Linked DNA regions of Mus musculus: region 2 is linked to region 1. A link is a loop called in an ENCODE intact Hi-C map of the cell type or tissue named here. Cell type or tissue: left cerebral cortex. All regions are shown on one strand.

Region 1 (2,500 bases):
GCAATTATATTTACAGTAATCATGATATAGGATTATTGAAATTACATATTGAAGGAGGCAACCATTTATTTACAAACATGGTAAGCAAAATACTTTGGAGGTTTAAACAGTTAACACAAGAAAAATACTGGCAGTGTGTAACACTAAAATGGACTGTTTCTGATACAAGATTTCTTAAATAGCAAAGTAGGATGAATTCCCTTATAGCTTTTGGCATCTATGTCAGTCTTTTTCCTCTTTGTGTTAGTTCTAATTTATTCTTTGCATATACCTGTCTGGGCCAGAGAAGTGACTTTAGAAACGCTATGACAATCTGCAGTTTTTGAGATGAAGTTGATGTCTGTGAAACCCGGTTATATCTTACAAGAGACTAGCTCCTGCGGCTTCCCTCTCTCCTTAAGGTAGGCGAATAGGTGCCTTCTCCATCTCCACGTAACCTTCACCCGATTCTTCTCCTCAGAGGTGTCCTAAAACACAATAGGCCCCAGCTCTGGACTGTTGGGAGGTCTAGGGCCAAAGATGCAGCCACGGGGACTGCATTCCCTCTGGTCCGGGGAAATGAGATCTTCTCTTGATGACGCCGGAAGTCTGAATATCAGAGGAGGTGAACATAAGGTGAGCTCTGAAGCACATGTCGTGACAGTTCTCCACAACTCTTGGACTGACCAGCAACTACAGGCCTTCTGGAAGTGTCCTTTCCTGCCGGGACTCCTCTCTGTTTAAGGATATCACCAGTGTCTCTAACCCAAAAGACTTTCAAAGGTTAGCCATTGAAACTTGCCAGGAGATTTTCTAGTTAAGGGTCTTGCGTGGTCTCAGTGATGATGTTTCTGGTGTGCTGGAAGCCGGCTTTGTGCTGCTGTGTCAGACTGGGGTGATCACCAGGCAGTGACTTTACCCCATCAATGGGCTTGTGGAACATTTCTAGAGTGTAGGTCATGGGCTGCCATAAAGATTCAGAATGGTGTCTGGGGCCCTCCAGTGGCTATTGGTGAAATAGCAGTGAGGCTTTCTAGGTCTGTTTGCAGTCTCTTTGGAAGCATCTATAGGTAATAAACATGGTGCAAGTTGTCTTCCTGGTCTGGGTCAGGCTCCAGTTGCAAACCATACCTGGAGAAGAGTTCCAGAATACAGTCCTTTGTGTTGGCGAAGTCAGAGCGGCAGGAGCTTGAACGTAGCCAGTCCATTACATCATCGGTCAAGAAGCAGAAAAAGGCTGAAATTAAAGTTCTTAAAATGTGCTATGTTCCTGAGTATTTTACTTCAGAAATAATGTGAACCTACCTCCTGACACTAATACACATAAGTATGCTTGTTTTCAATTAATACATCATCATCATCATCATTATTATTATTATTATTATTTCTTAGCTTATTTCATCACCAACACCCCCCCCCATTTTAAATGGCTGTTGTATTTGCTCACAAAATGGCATAACTACAATATCTAGTATTAAAGCTGAAAACAGAAACTAAATACCAAAGTACCTCAAAAGCATTCCCTTAAAGTAAAATTAAACGGCAAATGGAGAGCCAGGCAGTGGTGGCACACGACTTTAATCCCAGCACTCAGAAGGCAGAGGCAGGTGGGATCTCAGTGCATTCGAAGTCAGCCTGGACTACAGAAGTCCAGGACAGCCAGGGCTACACAGAGAACCCGTTTCGAAATAACAACACAAACAAACCAAAAAAAAAAAAAAAAATGTCAAGGGGTGGTGATGTAGATCAGTGGAAGAGTTTACTAACATGTTCAGTGCCCTCAGTCTCGGTCCAGTTCTCAGCACCAGAAAGGGGGGAGGGCACTCCACGAGTGACGCATGCGCATATCCCCAAGAACTAACTTGTCCAATGCCCTCAGTCTCGGTCCAGTTCTCAGCGCCAGAAAGGGGGGAGGGCACTCCACGAGTGACGCATGCGCATATCCCCAAGAACTAACATGTCCAATGCCCTCAGTCTCGGTCCAGTTCTCAGCGCCAGAAAGGGGGGAGGGCATTCCACGAGTGACGCATGCGCATATCCCCAAGACTTTGGCAGGAAGACCAGAAGTTAAAAGTCATCCTCCCTATATTGAAAGAACACAGCCAACTTGAGTGACGTGTTTCAAGGAGGAGAGAAGTCAGTTAAGGAGATAATAAGTAAGACTGAGATTATTGTGTACAAAACAGGAAATTCTACCTTATTCCCAGTGAGGGAAACGTATATAGGGGCTGAGGTTAGCCGTTCTCACCCTGTTTTTAGAAATAAAAACTTGAATGAGAAAGAAAGTAAGGGCATGCTCCTGGGACATACACAAGCTGTGCACTGGGCTTGGGATCCGCAAACAATAGAACACATATGCTGCCTTCTCTTCTAGAAGTTACCTGTGAGGGAAGGACCGGCTGAGGAAACCCCACATCACAAGCAACAACGAAGCGCTGCCCACGTACTGAGAGCTCCGCTTCTGTTAGGACGTACACTGGTCCCCATAGCTCGCAGGCAGAGAGAGGCTAGTTCTAAGGTT
Region 2 (2,500 bases), 180 kb before region 1:
CTCCCACAATACCCCTTTTTCAAATTGTTCTCTTTCAAAGCCATACCCTCTCTTTTTCTTAATTGTTACAAGCATACACACATAGGAATAGATATTTATTTCTAAATAAGATCTACCCAATCTCTACAGGGTTAATTGTATGTGTGTTTTCAGTGATAACCACTTGGTACTGGATAACAAATTGGTGTGTCCTTTCCTGCGGAAAACTATTCCTCCCACTCTCAGCGTTTCTTAGTTGCCTCTGCTTCTTTCATGAATAGGACTCCATTTGCCCAAGAATTCAAAATCTGGACTTCATTAATCTACAGAGCTTCTGCACAGCTAAAGAAATAATCAAAGGAGTGAAGAGGAAGCCCACAGGCTGAGAGAGAATCTTTGCCAGCTACACATCTGACGGAGGATTAATACTCAGAAAATATAACATTTTTTAGATATCTCTAAGCCATTATTTTCTTCTTTTGAGAGTTCTCTGTTCAGGTCCCTGGACCATTTTTCAAATAGGTTATTTGGGTCAGGGAAGGGAAGGGGCATTATTTTGCTTTATTTGTTTTCTACTCTGATTGTTTTACTCCTTTGTAATATCCAGAAAGTCCTTCCCTACACCTCTTTCTTTTTTTTAATTTTTTTAAAGATTTATTTATTTTATATATGTGAGTACACTGTAGCTGTCCTCAGACACACCAGAAGAGGGCATCAAATCCCATTACAGATGGTAGTGAGTCACCATGTGGTTGCTGGAATTTGAACTCAGGACCTCTGGAAAATTAGTCAGTGCTCTTAACCGCTGAGCCATCTCTCCAGACCCACTCTACACCTTTCACATAGGTGCTGCCTTGTTTTTTTTTTTCTAGCAGTTTCAGTGTTTTGAGCTTTACATTTGTGCTTTTGATCCATTTAGAATTACTTTTTATGCATGGTGACAGGTACAGTTTTAACTCTGCACCCCCACCCCAGGTCTCTCTGGGTCATAAGAACCAGGTCACAAACTAGGGCACAATTCTTCCAGTCTCTGGTGAATCTCCCTTAGACACAAGGTTTTTATCCCCTTTAGTGGGAAATTCTCTCCATATCCATAGAGGAGCTACTATAGTCTGCTGTTAAGCTTGCAAAGGATTGTATAATTGGTTGCCTGCCCCTTTGTAACCTGGAAGACACACCCAATAAGACCAGACTCTCTGGGATCCAATTTGACAAAGATTGCCCTTCCATGAAGAAACAACAGCAGATCTATAGAACCATGTGTAAGACACCATAACCAGAAAATAAAAATGGGAATACATCCAAGTCCTTTGGCTGTGTATCTATCCCTTAATTTTTCTACTTTTTACCAAGTAGCCAAATTTACTGTCCCTTCTTCTGAAACCAAGGGCATATACTGCTCACCTCCTACTCAGATTGCTAACTCACCTGCTTAGTCATAGAGTTGATGAAGCTGTAACGTTCTTGCCTTACATTCCTATTCCTCAAAATCTCCTTCAAAGTCCAAAGATTTAATTGCTTAGCTCTAGATTCTGATTGCCCTGTGTTTTACATCCTGAGTGCAGAAATGTATTCCCTCATCTGACTCAATTCAAGTTCTCTGTAGTCAGGGTCCCAGCTCGGGGGCCACTTGCATGACCTACTTAGCTTTAAAATTGATCTGACTGAGAAAACAGGGAATGAAGAAATGACAGACACATATACAAAAAACTAGAATCTGGTAGGCCATGAGTTCTGATGGAGATCCACCAGTAGCAACCCAGAAACTCAGCATGTTTATTATATACAACAATAATGTGCAGAGGGAGAGGAGGAGGAGGAGGAGGAGGGAGAAGTGAGGGGAGGAGAAGGGAAGGGGGAGAAGGAATGGGTTGCTATCTCAGTAGGGTGTGAGCAGTCTCAGGTTGCAGTCCTCTGGGATAAAAAAGCTACAGTTAACGATTTCTGCACAGGCTGCTTTTAGCTAAAGATAAAAATGTTTGTCGGTGCCCTTACTTGGACCAGGATAAAGATAGTGCCATTTCCTTGAGCTTGACATAGGAAGGTCTTCTCATTTCCATGGAGCTGAGACATTGGATCCTTGACATGGCCATATTCATGTCCCTAGAGCACATCCAATCAACATTTCTTCTATTCCCTACAGACAGCTTCCAGGAGGCATAAGCATTTATTCCCTACTGTACTCCAGAAAGCAGAATCCTCCCTGCTTTGAGAGCACCAGGACTCCTAGTGAGAGCTGAATAAATGTGCCACTATTTCCAAACTTCACAGTGTTTGGTTTCAGGGAATTCTAGAAAATGACACTCCTGGAATGGATATTATTTCCCTTAGGAAAGCCATTGTTTCCCATGCCTTTGAGAAACAAATATCCATAAACAACCAAATATGACAGGGCTTGCTTGTAAACCTAGGTAAAGCACTGCACACTCCTAGAATCACTTCGGATGGCTGAAGCTCAGGAGGGTGGAATACACCACAGCAGCATGTGAATTATGCCCATTCATGCTAACCCACCAGGACC

Evidence for each region. Peaks named below come from ENCODE experiments on the same cell type or tissue, not always from the same donor. Only the 100,000 strongest peaks of a DNase experiment are listed, where the experiment ranks them.
Region 2: a loop joins it to region 1, with 2.1 times the contacts of the local background. A loop is called at or near these places in 2 of 42 quality-filtered maps.

Annotation. Positions count from the first base shown.
Region 1 is chr12:58,923,271-58,925,770 of GRCm38, forward strand. It overlaps the pseudogene Gm47647. Among named protein-coding and RNA genes, the nearest start is that of Sec23a, 87 kb to the right of the region's middle. In left cerebral cortex, a CTCF peak has its summit at 977 (motif pointing left); DNase peaks (open chromatin) are centred at 412 and 973.
Region 2 is chr12:58,739,510-58,742,009 of GRCm38, forward strand. No RefSeq gene overlaps it. Among named protein-coding and RNA genes, the nearest start is that of Gm40427, 220 kb to the left of the region's middle. In left cerebral cortex, no CTCF peak of the experiment used is centred here; DNase peaks (open chromatin) are centred at 1,434, 1,757 and 2,151; H3K27ac peaks cover 784 bases.